Linked DNA regions of Homo sapiens: all the other regions are linked to region 3. The links are chromatin loops, found by intact Hi-C in ENCODE. Cell type or tissue: Calu3. All regions are shown on one strand. Links, peaks and the distances in the headings refer to the core of each region. The heading gives the core; the rest is flanking DNA.

Region 1 (5,000 bases), core at 1-5,000, 480 kb after region 3:
CATAAGATTATAATGCCATATTTTTACTATACCTTTTCTATGTTTAGATATGTTTAGATACACAATACCAGTGTGTTATTATTTCCTTAACACTAATCAGTGCCATAACATGCTGTACAGATTTGTAGCCTAGGAGCAAAAGGCTACACCATAAAGCCAAAGTATGTGGTAAGCTATACTATCTAGGTTTGTGTAAGTACATTCTATGATATTTGCACAACGACAAAATCACCCAGGGATGCATTTCTTAGAATGTACTCCCGTTGTTAAGTAACGCATAACTGCATATATATTTTTTTCAAATAATTTCCATCAGGGAATAATTTGCTGAGTGTACCCAAATGATGTCATGATGTAACAGGTATTTCTATTACTAATTTGTAAGATTTTAGCCAGGCTTTATGGTCCATTTGAAATCACTGTGTTTAGATTTTGTAGGCTGCCATCTAGGTGCCAGATAGCTGAATGCATCTTATGTTACTGATGAGGTCATCATGAAGCAGCATGCTGAGAACAGCAGGACTGTCACCAGGCTCTGGAAATGAGGCAGTCATGTAAGTGTGTCTTCATTTGTATTCTTTCATAATTTATTTGCATGAGCTTTCACTCTTTATAATCAGGGTGCTTTGGATCTTTGATTAATACAGTATAGATTGCTTTGTATCACATTAGCATTGATTCCCACACTATTAAAGATCTTTGTTTGAAAAAAAAATCTTATTTGCCCCCATGTGATCCTCATAATTTATATAAAAAAGTTAGTCACATACCTCTAACATCACTATGAGAAGAAACAAAACCTAAAATACTGATCAGAAACTTTAGAAAATAGAAAAGTAGCTTTTATATAGGGGCAAACATTAATTTGACCTTGTGCTGATTATTTTATGGTGAAGATAGCAACTAAATTTGACAAAATTTGAAATTTGACTATATGATTTGAGATAGTGAAATTGACCTCTCAAAACATATTTGACTTCTGTGAAAAATTCCATGATAGCAGCTACCTCAAATATAACCAAATGGACAAGGGCATGTTGAGATGCCTAGTCAAATGAAAAGTATTACACAACATTAATTCTTCATGTGTGTGTGTACATACAGCATCAAATTAATATTAAAATTAACTTACTTCTAAGTTATTCCCACTAAAAAAATCAAATTTTAAATTCTTAAAAGAATAGTTTACTTTATAAAAAATATATACCTGCCATGATAACAAGAGAATATTTCTTTTTATTTTACTGCTGACAGTTTTAAACAACAATATGTAGTACTTAGAGGCTGGAATGACAGGTGTAATGGGGAAGTGATAATTTTTGCTTTTATTCACTTTTTGTTACCATTCACTAATATATCTCTTTTCAAATTGTTTAAAAGTCACATGACTACTTTAAAGTAAACATAAGACTGTATATTTGGCTTTATAAAATATATGATATAATACATATGGAAACAACAGCATGGAACCTACAGAGGACATAGACTTATGAAAATTTCCTATATTTAACCAGAAGTAATTTAGTGCCCACTTGAAGTATATTGTAATAAGTTACAGATAAACATTGAAATCACTAGAGAAAATATGAACAGATAATGCAAGAAGGTCAATGGAGGATTGAAAATTACATATTTACTAATCATTTTGTTAAACTAACAGTGTAACAAAAACAAAAGATTAAAGGAAAAACAGAAGAACGAAACATCATTGAGAGAAGCAGAAAACAAATAGCAAATGGCAAACCTAAAGCCAAATGTACTGTTTAAATTAAATGTGAGGGAATGAAACTTTTCAAACATATAGCAGAATTTGTCAGATTAAATTTAAAAATCAAGATCCAATTATATGCTATCTGTAAGAAATGATAGATACTTTAAATTTAGAAACAAAAATAATTTGAAAGTGGAAAGATTAAAGAAGATTACTATGCATATTGTAAAATAAAATAATTGGCATAACTCTATTATTGCACAAAACGGATTCAAGGAAAATAATAATATCTGGGTATATACCCAAAGGAATACAAATAATATTATTATAAAGACACATGCACACATACGTTCACTGCAACACAATTCACAATAGCAAAGACCCGGAATCAACCTAAATGCCCATTAATTACAGACCAGATAAAGAAGATGTGGTACATATATACCAGGGAATATTATGCAGCCATAAAAAATAACAAGATTATGTCCTTTACAGGGACATGGAGGGAACTGGAAGCCATTATCCTCAGCAAACGAACACAGGAACAGAAAACCAAACACCGCATATTCTCACTTATAAGTGGGAGCTGAATGATGAGAAGGTATGGACACATGGTGAGGAACCACACACACTGGGGCCTTCTGGAGCATGGTAGGTGGGAGGAGGGAGGGCATCAGAAAAAATAACTAATGGATATTAGGGTTAATACCTGGGTGATGAAATAATCTGTTCAACAAACTCCCATGATAGAAGTTTACTTATGTAACAAACCTGCACATGTATCCTTGAACTTAAAATAAAAATTGAAAAGAAAAGAAACTATAACGGGTATAATGAAAATATCAATATAATAAGAAAAAATAATACTTATAAATATATCAAGCTAAAAACGGAAAAAACTGAGGCAAAATGCACACAATTTAAAGAAGAAAGATAAGATCAGAAAGGAATAATTAAAACTGTCTTTATTTCATAAACCATGACTGTGTATGTAGAAAATCTTAATAAATCTACAAAAAAAAAAAACCAGAATTGCGTAACTGCGAATGAACTCTCACATTTTAAGCTTTCTCTAAAAAACGTCTTCCCCAACTTCAGAGTTTTCTTGAAATGCATGGAATTAATAAATAAAAATCAAAGACAAACATTATTATAATCTTTAAGTGCACTAAGTCCTTCAGCAATATTGTTTACATTACATTTTGATTATATTATTATCAGAGGTTATAAATATATGTGACCAAAAGTCCTGAAAGAAGTGAAACCAGGAAATACATAGGGAGTAATGTGCTGACCATAGAAAACTGAGGTGCAAAGATTTGATAAACTATATAGGTTCTATACTTCTACCTCTATGTCTTTTATTTGTTATTTAATTTTCTTTAAGGATTTTGTTTTTGTTTTCTGTGCCCCTCTTTTCTCACCTTTTCAACAAAATCATACCTACTTGTGTCATCCTCAAAGCCACTCTTCAATATTCTTGGCCATTTCACATTGGACAACAAATCCCAGGATATTATTCAGACATTAAATACAAAATATTCCAAGTTATATTGCCAGCTCCGAAGTGTTGAAAATACAAGTGTCTGTGCCAAGGAAACATACGCTTGAGGTCAAAGAGTCCCTTGGAAGTTTTAATGATGTAGACACTCAATAAACAATTCCAGAGCTGGCATTTGCTGAAGAAAGACAATCCCTATTCACTAAGCCAGAATAATAAACATGAATTTTAAGAGACAGTTGATGGCTTGGACCATGAATCTTCTAAATCCATTGGGTCCTTTGGCTAGCACTGGAGAGAATGTTAAACTTGAGCATGTCTCAAAATTCTGAAAATATCTTGACTCAATTATGATTATAATTTATTTCTTTCCAGGCTAAGTACATGATATATATGGAAACAAAATGCAGAATTTTAAAATCCTCCTCTGTTACTCAAATCACACCACCACCTTTTGTCCCTATTTTAGGCACCAAAGTTTGCATGGTTTCACTTAGATTGTTGGTTGAAATAGTAAATGTCAAAAGCAAGAACAAAGAAATTGTAATATTCACCAAAAAGTCCATTTCTTCAAAATGTCAGCACTCTTTTATCAAGTTTCATAGTTAGGAGAACAAAGGGAAATGTGTTGACGTTAAATGCTTTCATTTTATATTTCTTCTCTTTGTAATCCATAATCTGAAATGCATTTTATTTAATTTTATAACATAGGGAGGGGCATCATATATGTATACACTTTTTGTCCTTAAAATAATTTCTTAAATAATAACTGCAACCATTTGTAAAATGCTTACTGTTTGCCAGGTATCGCTCCAGCATTTTATTTAATCTTCATTACAGACCTTTATAGCAGTACCACTATGAACACTATTATACAGATAAGAAAACCAAATAGCAGAAAGGTGGAGTAACTAGTTAGGAAATGGCAGAGTCAGGATAAGAACCTAGGCATTTTGGCTTCAAAGACTGTGCAACAAATCACTGTGCTTCAAAAAAATACAGGCTAAGACAGCTTCAGAAGACTAAAATTTGCTTTTTTACTATTGCTGATACTTCATATATTTGTCATAAAACATCCGCATTCCAATTAAATTATCTAGCTCTTATAGTTAAACAGATGACAAGTCATGAGGTGATGAATTATCAGGGAATTCACTTTGTTTATTGACCTTTAGGAGTTTACTTCTAATTAATATATATTATGAATATCTATATAGACATCTATATAGAGTATCTATTAAATTGCATGGTATATATAATATCTATATTCTGTTAGACTTACTTAACAGACTGTGTCCCTGTTTTTTGGAGAGGTGAATAGGTAAGGTATTTGGAGGATGTAAGACCCAGGCTATGAAAAAATGTAAAAACTAAGTATACAATAAGAAAGGAAGGGGTTAACATAATTTAAATTAGACTTCATCTCCTAAATCAAAGTGCTTTTCAGTTAACCTACTTATCATTGAGAAGATATACCCCAAAAATTCGTATCAATACTAACTTTAAAAAAAATTAATGAATTTTCCAAAGCAGTCTGACATTATTCTGTGCATTATAAGGATAATTGTGATAAGGTCTTCAATTTCTATTTTTCCTTTAAAGCTATTATATTGTATCTTTTTCCTATCCCTTACAATTAGTACTCACATGGACTATTATGCTTTTTACTCACTTGCCTTTTACTTTTATATGTCTGCTTTATATATAAAGAACCCTGGCCTGAACTGCTCAAAGGGCTATACAGGTACCAGCTCATTAAAAACTCTGCTGAGAGAAGTCAGTGAACAT
Region 2 (5,000 bases), core at 1-5,000, 93 kb after region 3:
GCTTTCAGAGTTGCATGGGGCCTGTAGCCACTTTGCTTTGGCCAGTTTCTCCCATTTGGAATGGGTGAATTTACCCAATGGCTGTACCCCCATTGTATCTAGGAGGTAACTTACTTGCTTTTGATTTTACAGGCTCATAGATGGAAGGGACTTACTTTGTCTCAGATGAGACTTTGGACTTGGAATTTTGTGTTAATGCTGAAATGAGTTAAGAGTTTGGGGGACTGTTGGAAGGGCATGATTGTGTTCTGAAATGTGAGGACATGAGATTTGGGAGGAGCCATGAGTGAAATAATATGGTTTGGCTGTGTCCCCACGGAAATCTCATCTTGAATTGTGGTTCCCATAATCCCATGTGTCACGGAGGGACCAGGTATAGATAATTGAATCATGTGGGCAGTTTCCCCCATCCTGTTCTTGTGATAGTGAGTGCATTCTCATGAGATCTGATGGTTTTATAAGGAGTTTCCCACTTTGTTGGGCAGTCATTCTTCTCCTTCCTGCCACCATGTTAAAAGGATGTGTTGGTTTCTCTTTCTGCCCTAATTGTAAGTTTCCTGAGGCCTCCCCAGCCCTGCAGAACTGTGATTTAATTAAACCACCCAGTGTTGGGCAGTTCTTTATAGCAACATAAGAATGAATCAATACAGTTGGCCTCCAGCCAGGAGGTGGCGCTTTCAAGAGAGCACCAGTTGTGGTAGTAGCAGTGGGATTTTAAACTTGCTCTAAGCTGTCCAGGGGAAGTATTCTGGTTACTCATGCAATGGGTGAGAACATAAAGCTCCCAAAAGTTTATGTCCTTTGTGTTAAGATACCAGGGTGGGTGAAGAAATATCACCAGGTAGGGGCAGGTTTAGGTTGGTCTGAACTCAGATTCTCCTTGGGCAAGACAGAGTGCAGCTCCTGTTGGAGATAGGGGCTGGTTCTCAGGCCACTGGGGTAATGTTCCAGAAGGACATATAACTGTATCTGCTGTACAGAAAAGTTAGCAAAAGGAGTAGAGAGTAGCAGGCAGCAGTAAGCCTCATCCAGCTCCCATGCAGTTGGTGAGGCCGGTCTTGCTCCCACAGTCCTCCACCAACAACAATGAGTTTAGATTCTGGCAGTCTGCACACAGAACTCAGACCTGCCCAGGCCATAAACTTCCCTGAAGAGACAGCAATCAGGGCTCTCAGACCACGCCTCTCCCTGTCTGCTTGTGAGGCCAGGTGCCCGGCTCTGTGCTTGTGTCTGCAGCACATTTCCCATTCATCCGCCTGGTTTTGTTCAAGGGAGTTTGTCCCCACTCAAGATTATATCACAAAATTCATCTGGGAGCTTCTTTCACCCTGTGACCCCTCCCTGAACTCATTGACTGACTTCCCCAAGGGCCCCTGTGAGGCATAGTCAGGAATGGCTTTCCTCCGTTCACTCTGGACACTGAAAATGCCTACAATGCACTTCCCGCTGCTGCTTCTACTCGTATATTTCACACCACTTCCTGAATCCACTCCAGCTCTGGGTAGGGTTAAGGCCTTCTACCATGATCTGGATTTTCAGATTACTTGATAGGGATGTGTGCTTGGAGGCAGACTCTCCACCTCTCACACTCTGGGAATGTACAGTGTTCTGCCTGTCTCATGGAGGAGGCTGTAGCCTGTCGCTTCTTTCAGAGGGTCTGTGGATTCTTTTGGTTTTCCTTCTATGTTCCTGTGGTGGTTCTAGGGGAAAAATTTCTCAGTGTGAATCTGTACCCACTATTCTGTGCGTCCCAGTGGGAGAGGCATGCTAACACTGCCTCCAATCTGCCATCTTGAAAAAAAACCCTCAAAACCAAAACTTCCTTTACTTTTGTAAAGCATGATTCCCTTTCCTTTCTTGAACATATTTACCATTGGTGTTTTGAAGTTTTTGAGTGTTTACTTCAACATTTGGCCTTTTTTTACTGGTATTTCCCCCTGTGTATGAGTCATACTCCTGCTCCCTTGCGGGTCTCGTATTTTTGTTGTTATTGTTAAAAACTAGACATTTGAGAGTATATGTTGTAGCAACTCTGGGTACTAAATTTTTTCCCCTCACATGAACTTGCTTATTTTTTTAGTAACTTGGCCAAAATAACTTAGTGAAATCTATTTTCCCTACAATGTGAAGCTTCTGGTGTCACTTCTAAGAAGGTGCTGCCTTAGGCATGAATACAGTCACCCTAGGATGACTGTGGTTTTAACAGGGCTTTTCTTTGACTGTCTGTCTACCTGCTTGCTCTGCTCAGACTTCTGTTAGTATCACATCCTGCTGCTAGGTCCCACTAATATCAGCTGATCATTCTATTGTCTTCAACAAAAACCTAAAGTAAAAATTGCTCCACATTCTGATCCGTTAAATATGAGTCATTTTGTAGGGAAAGATTTTGAAGCTGTTAGTGGTGGTGAATCCATATGGGTCTGCAGCAACCTCAATTCTTACCTCCTCAGAAAGAATTAGACTGAGGGAAAGAGAGAGAGACCAAGGCAAGTTTTAGAGCCAAGGTGAAAGCTTATTAAAAAGCTTTAGAGTGAAAGTACCTTTGCAAAATTATGACTGAGATAGTGAAAGAGATCCAACTTAACCGACTCCATCTTGCTTCCAACTTCCACGCTGTCCTTGTTCATTCCTGGGTATAGGCTGAACTAATTTTGGAAGAAACTTAGTTTGTAATTTATAGTTTAAACAAAGATAGTAACAGCCCTTTCACAAAGCAGACCTCCTCCTTGCCTGGAGACTAGATTAACAATAGCCACAAGATTAAAAATTACAGTTTAGCAGTCATGTAGCGGGAGGCCACAAGATTCTGAGCCTCCCTAAACTGCTGCTACGATTAGTGCTTGAAATATTTTGCAGAGCCTGCACTTGATGGATCAGCTGGCGCCACGCCACCCAGATCAATGAACTGGCTCATTTGATCTTGTGGCCTCTCAAGCCAGGAACTGATTCAGCTCAGGAAGACAGCTTTGACTCCCTGTGATTTCGTCCTGACCAATCAGCACTCCTGGCTCACTGGCTTACCCCCACACACCAAGTTATCCTTAAAAACTCTGCTCCCGGAATGCTCAGGGAGACTGATTTGAGTAATAATAAAACTCCAGTCTCCTGTACAGCCGCCTCTGTGTGAATTACTCTATTGCAATTCCCTTATCTTGATGAATCAGCTCTGTCCAGAAGGCAGGCTAGGTAAACCCCTTGGGCAGTTACAAGAGCAGGAATGAAAGGAAGTAAAGTACAATTGGAAGAGGGCCAAGAGGGCAACTTGAGAGATTAAGTGCATGGTTTGACCTTTTGACTTGGGGTTCTATATGCCAGCATGCTTCTGGGGTCTTGCATTACTTCTCCCCTGATTCTTCCCTTAGGGTGGGCCATCTGCATGCGCAGTGGCCTGCTGGCACTTGGGAGGGGCTGCACACACAGTGTGTTTACTGGAGTTGTAGGTATGCATGCTTGGGGTATTCTTCCCTTACCAGTCGAGTGTTCCTAGAAGGTCATACACCAGGTAAACTCTGCCATTTTGCCTCTTAATATGCATGCTTGAGCCCACTCGCCCAACTCCTGAGATCTTAACAGGAAGTTTCTGATCACCAGTCTTGGGTTTTTTCTGTTGGAGGACTGCTGTTTCCTGGCACCAGCTACGACCCATTATTATTTTAGAGAAACAGTGTAACAACCACCTGCCCATCACCTGATGGTCATCTGACATTCCTGGTGGTGGGGGGTGGGGGGATATGGGGGGATGGAGGGGAGGCCCTCTCCTGCCCACTCATGGTTGATAAGCTACCCACTGTTAACAAGGCCAGTTTTGAGGTTTGTTCTGACCCCACGAAGACCTTCTTAGCCATTCATTTTCCTGCTTCTCTTTGGTAAACTAGCTGATGTATAGTTTTTCTTCTTCTCATGCAACCAAAGCACAGGTTCAGTACCTCACCAATTGCAGAGTCCAATTAACAAGAGCAAGGTCTGGTATAAAGAAAGTGACTTTTTCATTCAAAGCTTGCTTAGGGGAAGAAGTAGAGGCTTTCTGCCTTAAGGATACTGCTTTGTTTTTGAAGCAGAATGTGGGCACTTTTAAAGTGGGGGGACTACACAGAGGCAGAAGTGAGCAGGTGTGGAGCCTGCATACTTGCTTTAGTGCCTTATTTACCAAGCAGTTGGGTTGGTGGCTTCATGGGCAGAGATACACTGTAAAGGCAGCCAAAGAACTCTCTAGCAGGTAACTTTGGGCTGTAAATTGACTATCTCTCAAGGCAACCTCCTGGTGTGTAAGAGTTTAGCGCTGGAACTTCTAAACACATAGTCAGATGAACTTGCCCTGTAGAGAGTGTCTGGTGAAAAGGAAGTAGAAGGCTATAATTGCATTTCTAAAGAGCTAAGTGGGAGTGGAAAAAAGGATGAAAGAGAAAAGAAAGAAGAAAGAGGAAAATAAACTATCTCTTAGAAAAATCTGGGGACTCAGTTACACTACTAGCCTTCTTTTCATTGCAAACCACCAGAATCTCCATTGATTCAAGAGGACTTTTAGTTCTAAACTTTCCTATACCCTGTTCTGAATAAAGTCATTTTGTTGGTGGGAGGGAGATTTTTGGATCTCCCCATTCCTATGGTTTGTCTTTCCTGTGTATAATCTCTGAACTGGGGATCCGGAGCAGTGGGCAAGGCCAGTGGCACACTTCTCCTGGCATGATGCTTCTCATTTATGAGCAGGGTGCTGGACAGGGAAAGTAGACTCTGGTTGTTTTGGCTTCCCTTTCCTGGTGTGGAACCTTGTGAGTTTGGGAACCTTGTGAGTTTGCTAGGGTGTAGGTGATTGAGGCCACAGTATTCCCTGCCTACCATTCCTGGCATCAAACTTCCACCTATGAGTGAGGGCTGGGAAAATGAAGAGAGACCCCAATATCAGCCTTACTCACCTGAAATTTAGCTTTGCAAAGCCAAGCTGCAGGGGGCTGGGGAGAGGAATTTATATGAAATACTGGTAACTTGCTTCTCCCAGGGAG
Region 3 (8,222 bases), core at 1,689-6,688:
TTTCCAGTGTATATTTTGATTCTGCCGTAAAACTTGGACTGCATTTGACTGTGGGTGTGTGTTTGTATTTTATAAAACTAATAGAAGGCCTGAGAGAAAAAAAAAATGGGACAAGGAAACATTGTGAGATCTTATTTGTCTTGTGTATAATGCTATGCACAGACTTGTAAGCCAGCACTGTGGAGATCTCAATGAACTTCAATGAATGATAAGCTGCTTTTATGCTTTTATATTGCTTTTCAGCCCTTCTTTGCCTGGACAAGCCAGATGACAGGTATATTTATAATTATTTTTGGACTTGCATTTTGTTGTTTCGAAGATAATGACTTTCTTGGCTTCAAAAATGTAACTACATCTGTCTCACTCTCAGATCCCAAAATGTAAATATTGAAACATATGGAGTCAAAAATGGAAAATAAGAAACATTCTATGGTTTGGCATTTCTCACATGTATTAAGGTAAATAAAGTAGTCTCCCCTTGATGTTCCCAGACTCCCAGTGGATGCCTGAAGCCGCCAAACCCTATATATGAGGTTTCTTCTTATCTGATAACTAAGACAGCTGCTAAGTGACAAAGGGATGGGTAGCATATATGGCATGGACAAAGGGATGGTTTCCATCCCTGCTGAGATGCAGGAAAAACTAGACATATGCAGAAAACTGAAACTGAACCCCTTCCTTACACTTTACACAAAAATTAACTCTAGATGGATTAAAGACTTAAATGTAAAACCTAAAACTATAAAAACCCTAGAAGAAAACCTAGGCAATAGCATTCAGGACATAGGCATGGGCAAAGACTTCAGATGAGATGGAGTGGGACAGCGTGAGATTTCATCACACTACTCAGAATGGTATGAAATTTAAAACTTACAAATTATTTATTTCTGGAATTATTTTCATTTACTGTTTTTGGAATGCATTTATCTATGGGCAACTGAAACTGCAGAAAGTGAAACCTTCTATAAGGGATGGGGGCTACTGTATAAAGCATTTTTCTTTCCTTCAGATTTATTCCCATTGCAAGCAGTTTTTACAAATGTCTATTTTAGTGCAAATTTGGCAGTTTAATTTTCATATAATTTTTAGAAAATAATTGTTCCTCCCATCTATTCAAGTGTGAGATTTTGACCCTGCGGCACAGTGAATATCAATATATTTCCTGAAATAAAAAGATTCATTTTTATCCTTATTTTTTGTGTATCTTGAAATATGTCCCTGTGCTTGCTTCTCAGTCATTCAAACCCTAAAACTACAACCACACTTCAATAAGATGGAGATGCAGTACTGTCTTCTGAAATTAGTGCTTGCAATTCCAGCAACTGCAATCAGAGGACAGTGGTGCATGTCATAGAGATTATTAACCACCCACCCAAGTTGTATCTCTCCTTCTGTAGTTACAATCTCTCAGGATTGCATTGGAGATCAAGGCTAAAATACCTTCACCAGGCTTTCTTAAAGTCGAGTCCTGACTAGACCTTATCAATAAAATGTGATAGGAAGTCATGTGAATCATTTCTGAGACAGATATTTGTTTGAGACAGATATTTGTTTCCGTTATGTTCTCTCTTCGTTTTTGCTGTCTGGCTAAAGATGACGATGATGAAATAGCAATTGAGAGGGAGCCACAAAATGTAAGGTGTTTGGATCATTGAATATTAATGTGGATGAATACCTTCTGCAAACCAAAAATAAACACCTTAGACTGTTGCATAAAAAGGAAAGAAACGTCTATTGCATTCCAGCAACATACATTTCTGAGTTTTTTCATTATAGCAGTGTAATCTACCCTAAATAACACAGTGCCGATATATGAAACATAGACTAAAGTGATGAAGCCTTCTTCAAGGCAAACAGAGAGATCCAGGAGAGTCAATTATTGACTCCAGTCCATAAATGGTAGGTGCTTGGAACTATTCAATAATGTTGAATAGATTTTAAGATTTCCTTAGGATTCAGCACTACAGACTGCTGTGATGAATGGGCATGGTTATCATGGCAAGTGTGTATAGTGTTGTGGCAAGTATTTCACATGCTTCCCAAACCTGATGATGTAGAGAAATCAGTGACTGCCTTATCTATAAAGTTAAAACATTGTTAAATATTAACACACAACATCATGCAATATGGGACAGCTTTAGGAATTTGGAGGCATCAGTTTTTCTGTTTCAATATATTTGATGATCTTTGCACTGATATGTCTATTAACATCTCCTCCCTCTAATATCAGGCTTTCTTTCTTCTCTTCTTCCTTTTCTCCAATCTGAGAGTTTGATAATTCAACATATAACACTTTTCCTTCTGTATAGATTTAGTAGTTTAAAACTTACAATTTTTAAAGATTTTGCCTATAGAATCTATCAACACTCACATAATTTAACATAATAATGTAATGTAAGCTTTGAAGATACATTTATTACATCACATGTCATAAGAGAAAAAATGAATTGAGTTTAATGCATCATTCCCCAACCACATTTTGGAAATAAGAGGAGAGCTTCAAGTTTATTTAGTGAGGGGACAGTTCTCAGTGGATGTTTAAGATGTGAGATATTTTCACTGAATAACATATATTGTACATTTTTACTTCATTTCATGTTTTTCTATAACTTTTTTAACTCCATAACTTGTCTTGACTTGATTTACTCAGACACTGCCTTCTTGTTTAACATTTTCCATTCTCTGAAATTGTAGACAATGTTGCTAGGGTATTCACAACACTTCTATAGTATCATAATAAAAGAGCAAATGCACTTTTTAAGAAAGAAGGGAAAAATGTTGTGGGATATTTGTGAAAAGGAGAGAATGCAAGGGAATAATTCGAGAAGTAGAGGTGATGACAGGGGCTGGCCATGAGGGAGGTGAAGATCCCTTCCTTTGGTAAAAAGCCCAGGAGTTTAGTGAGCCCACATCATGAATAGCACTGCATCACCTCATGACACCCAGGTAGGAGGTGACAGGACTTTGAAGAATAATGGCTCTACAATGTATCTAGGGAGTTTGCACATAGGTGATGATGCTTCCAATATTGGCACTTACAGAGCTGAGCTGACTTCTATGAACCCCTCAGGCATGGCCAATGTGCGTAATAGACGCTCTCATGCTGCGTTGAATTGTAACGGTCCTGCCTTTATTTCTTTTAATACCACAAATTTTTATTTAGATTTCTCGACCACTCTAATAGCAAGGAAGAGGAGAGTAAGCTTAAAACATGTGTGATATAATAATTATTATTGAAGAGTGGGAGTTGGGAGTTACTTGATTTTTCTGAAAAATTCAGAGTGTGTTGTGAAATTTACTCTTGGCCCACATAAAAAATGTACAATCTCTGAACTGATCATGCAGTTTCATCCAAAATCACTTCTATAGTATCAGAAGAGATAACTGTACAGTATAAAAATTCTATATTAATCTTCCTTGTTTTAGCATTATATATAATCATTATATTTAGTGATTTGTTTTATTTTTACAGAGAAACATATTTTTGGAACCAAATGGTATTACAAATTATCTATAATAGAGAACACCCTCCATTTTACCCCAAATTACCCCAATACTTAATCCCAGAAATATGCCCTTTTAATACTGGCATTCTGATGAAACATTTTAGTATGAATATTGCTGCTGGATTATAAATGTAAAAGTTCTTGAATTTAAAAATTATAAAATGTTAATTCCAAGGCTGTATAATAAAATAAAGCAACAACCACTTAACTTATGTATCTTTTTAATTTTTACTACATATTTATTACTATTTTTGTTTGGATTAACTACAGCAGAAATATGAACCAAGGGATGGATGATAGAAGTGACAAAAGTATTTTCTTTTTTCTTTTTTTTTTTGAGACAGAGTCTCACTCTGTTGCCTAGGCTGGAGTGCAGTGGCGTGATCTCAGCTCACCACAACCTCCACCTCCTGGGTTCAATTGATTCTCCTGCTTAGCTTTCCCCGAGTAGCTGGGACTAGAGGTGCACACCACCACACCCAGTTAATTTTTGTATTTTTAGTAGAGATGGGGTTTTCCTGTGTTGGCCAGGCAGGTTTTGAACTCCTGACCTTGGGCGATCTGCTTGCTTGCCTTGCCCTCCCAAAGTGCTGGGATTACAGGCATGAGCCACCGCACCCAGTCACAAAAGTTTTTTCTGATGTCAGCTATGGTAAGACCTATACGGGGCTCATTGTTTCTAGGTATTTCACCAAGCATACCATAGGTTTATCTAAAAGATAACTAGATTAGGTCTTGTTCGCTAGTCCTTTTTTTTTTTTTTTTTTTCTGGAGACAGAATCTCACTTTATTTCCCAGGCTGGAGTGCAGTGGCACAATTGCAGCTCACTGCCACCTCTGCCTCCTGGGTTCCAGTGTTTCTCCTGCCTTAGCCTCCCAAGTAGCTGGGATTACAAGCATGCACCACCATTGCCAGCTAATTTTTTTTTTTTTTTTTTTTTTTTGGTATTTTTAGTAGAGACAGGGTTTTGCCATGTTGGCCAAACTGGTCTCAAACCTCAAACTACTGATCTCAGGTGATCTGTCCACCTCGGCCTCCCAGAGGGCTGGGATTACAGACTGAGTCACCGTGCCTGGCCATAGCCTTTCTTTCTGAGTCAGTTTGTCAACAGAACTCTAGTTAGTTTGTTAATATTTGCACTTGTGTTTTCCTCACATCCACATTTGGGGTTCCCTCACATCCACACTTCGGGTTCAGAAAGTGTCGAGGTTATGAAAAACAAGAAAAGTCTGAGGAGCTGTTAGAGGTGGGGCAGATACTAAGAAGTGTCTATAAATGAAAACACTGTTAATTAAATGCAATGTGGGATCCTAGGCAAAGTGCTGGAAAAGATAAAGGACATTAGTGTAAAATTAATGAAATACAAATAAGAGATGAAATTCAGTTAAGACTATGATACCAATGTTAATTTCCTGTTCTTCATAATTATACCATGGTTATGTCAGATATTAACATTAGGAGAAGCAGGGTGAGAGACAGAAGAAGATTTTCTACTATCTTGCAACTTTCTTAAAGGTTTAACAGTAGTTCCAAATAAAACATTAAAAATTAAATGATCCATGTGGCCCAGAGCCATTTACTATATTATTGTAGAAGTCTCAATGGTCTTTACAGTCCTTATCATAAACCATGGGAATATAACAAACCACTAAAATACAGGTTTATTAGGATGAGACTGAGTTATCAAGAAATGCTTTCAGTCAAACTTCCACATTAGTACAAAAGTTAGTATTAAAAACATTTTTTAGGCCGGACACAGTGGCTCATGCCTGTAATCCCAGCACTTTGAGAGGCCGAGGTGGGCGGATGACCTGAGGTTAGGAGTTCGAGAGCAGCATGGCCAACATGGCGAAACCTGGTTTCTACTAAAAATACAAAAATTAGCTGGGCATGGTGGCGGGCGCCCGTAATCTGAGCTACTCAGGAGGCTGAGGCAGGAGAATTGCTTGAACCTGGCGGGGGGAGGGTGCAGTGAGCCAAGATTGCGCCATTGCACTCCAGTCCGGGCTATAAGCGTGAAACTCTGTCTCAAAAACAAAACAAAACAAACAAATAAAAAACATTTTTTAGAGGAGCCTTCAACAACCAAGGAATTCATTAAGGCATCATCCTCAAAGATTCCAGGCAAATGAGGTTGTTTGTGTATGCATGTATTGATAAAAGGTGGTGATGGATTATTGATGAAGTAGAAACATGGGAAGTTAATAAGAAAATATATCAGAGGTAGGTGCGTGTTGCCTGAGACCAGAGCAGAGGACACTCCTCTAGGGTGTAAATCTCACCTGAAAAATGTGAGTGAGGCTGAGAATTTACTCTGGAGAGTATACAAGTGAGAAGTTAATATTGTTTATGATAGAAAATCAAACTAAATTGTAAGAAGAAACTTGCCTCTGTGTTGATGTCTCTAGGCATTTATGGGGTGCTACTGGAGTAGAATTGACTTTAATATGAAATCAATGAAAAGTCACTGAGTCATCAGAATAATTAATTGTCAAAAAAGCCACATCTGAAGAAAATCATGAATATAGCAATATAGACATAGGGATAAGAAATGGGAGGACAGTTGCATCAAATAGGAGTCACCTTAGACTATCGTAGAATGAAACTGTGCCCCTTCATCTAAAGATGAATTTAGAATTAGAAGAAAGTGAGCCTGTGCTATCATTGACAACTGGTTAGTAGTTTACTAGCATGGAAATCCAAGGAGCCTCTCTCTTAGTTATACACTCTGGGATTCTGACTTGATTTCCCCACTGTCTCTTACCACAGTGGTTCAAAATGTATGGTTCTCAGGACTGCTCTGTGATCAGCACCTGGAAACTATGAAATGCAAATCCCTGGGCTTTGCCCCACATCTACTGGATCAGCGTCTTTGACTGGGGGTTGGGGGACAGCAATGTGTGTTTCAACAAGCACTCAGGGGCTTTCTGATGCAGTCAGTGTGAGAACTCCTGTCTCAGAAAGTCACCTCCACTTACACCAATTAACTTTATTCCATAGACACTCTCCCACACTCCACTAGTTAACCCTTCCTTCTGTACATAAGTGCATTGAAATTCTATTCTAAATCTTTATATCAGGACCTTTTCAATCTAATCTGTTCATTTCCCCCCTGTAAATCCTGTCAGAATGACAGAGAGCATTTTGACCCTGTCAGTTGTTACATTAGAAAAGCCGATGGTTGAAAAATAATAAAATTGTCAGAGTTACTGGAGGATGCAAAAAACTAGGGTTACTTTCATCTGTTAAGTAACTGATTGAATTGACAGCACACCAAAGATCTTGCCACATAATCTTGTGCATTGGGTGAAGTGAATTAATTTAGGAAAGAGTTCAGTACATTGCCATATATAAGCATTTCTAGCAGGACCTGACTTGCACCTGTTAAACTATTTCGAATAATAAAAATGCCTGTGCACTCAACCCAGGAAATGCTACTCACTGCCAACTCCACAGTGAGGTAACATGCAATTGACAACTTTCAGAGAAGTAAGCAACTAATTCTTTCCCCAGACTGCTACTTAAAATAACCTTTTTTTTTTTTTTTTTTTTCTGGTAGGAAAATAAAATTCAACCAACAATTTGTCACTCTTCTTATTTGCTTTTGCCAAGCAGCTGTATTTACAGAAAACAATGTCCTGATTTTTTTTTTTATTATTTTTTTTAGGTCTTGATTTCTTATCAAGCAGTTTGGTGGTCTAATGATTTTAGTTTGTGAAACTCATAAAATGCATCGGCCAAAGTAGCTTGAACCTTTTCCCTCTTTCTTCTCTTCCCTGTTCCCATTATTTATAATGAGTCTTCCCAGAAACTTCCCGTGTGTTCCTTACTGACTACACGAACACTGGTAAAGCAGGAGAGATAATCAACTCCAGGCTGGAGCTGAGCAGCAGCGCCAACTACTCATGACTCCAGCAGATGTTTCTGCTTTGGGGACCAAAAGAAATTTTATAGGGTTTTTCCTCCTTCTCAGGGAAAATTGCCAGAACAGTCAAGAAATGGGAAATATATAGGCCTTCTCACATTTCCAAGTAGGGAGGGATATTATATTCAGTAAAAGGAATCTCAGAGAGAGGAATTTTTGAAGACACCATCTCATAATAGCTACGTAAAGTGTTCACTAGGAAAAAGAGGAAGAAGAAGAGCTCACTTGGCTTCAGATTTCTCTGTATATTGAAAACTGTGAATGTTAGAGCAGTTTGAAATGATATCCATTTATGGTAAAAATCCACCTGGTAGTCAATAAGGACCCTCCTCCACCACCACCACCACCACCAAGAAAAGAAAAAGAGAAAAAAAAAGGCACAGATGACATACTCTGAATTTCACTGTTTCTGTCTGTCTTTAACGTAAATTGTGCGACTACGAAGGGAGAGGACATATGCAGGACTTTGAGTCTTTTTTATAGAAAATTAACTGTTTACCACATAGTATAATATTGCTCCCAAAATAAGCAAAAATAACAAAAATTTTCCTTGAGTGGGAGAATATGAGAATTTCAGTTCTCTTGGATTACTTTACTTGATTTTTGGTATTTTGGCTCTCAAGAGACAGCCTATGTGCAGTACCATGAGAATAATATCGGAGATAATTGGTTACATGAAATCCACGTGAAGGGAAATCAGAGAGCAGTCACAGACCTAGTTCGGTGGGTTAAAAGCCTCTCTTTTGAAATTATGTCCAATATGGGGGAGAGAAAAGCCTACTAAGTCACT

Evidence for each region. Hi-C counts contacts between places; a loop is a spot of excess contacts. Peaks named below come from ENCODE experiments on the same cell type or tissue, not always from the same donor. Only the 100,000 strongest peaks of a DNase experiment are listed, where the experiment ranks them.
Region 1: a loop joins it to region 3, with 5 times the contacts of the local background. A loop is called at or near these places in 1 of 110 quality-filtered maps.
Region 2: a loop joins it to region 3, with 2.7 times the contacts of the local background. A loop is called at or near these places in 1 of 110 quality-filtered maps.

Annotation. Positions count from the first base shown.
Region 1 is chr3:89,310,104-89,315,103 of GRCh38, reverse strand. The region is part of intron 3 of EPHA3 (EPH receptor A3); the gene reads right to left. Among named protein-coding and RNA genes, the nearest start is that of EPHA3, 200 kb to the right of the region's middle. In Calu3, for the core only: no CTCF peak of the experiment used is centred there; no DNase peak of the experiment used is centred there.
Region 2 is chr3:89,695,627-89,700,626 of GRCh38, reverse strand. No RefSeq gene overlaps it. Among named protein-coding and RNA genes, the nearest start is that of EPHA3, 590 kb to the right of the region's middle. In Calu3, for the core only: no CTCF peak of the experiment used is centred there; DNase peaks (open chromatin) are centred at 656 and 3,006.
Region 3 is chr3:89,786,888-89,795,109 of GRCh38, reverse strand. No RefSeq gene overlaps it. Among named protein-coding and RNA genes, the nearest start is that of EPHA3, 680 kb to the right of the region's middle. In Calu3, for the core only: no CTCF peak of the experiment used is centred there; DNase peaks (open chromatin) are centred at 4,049 and 4,549.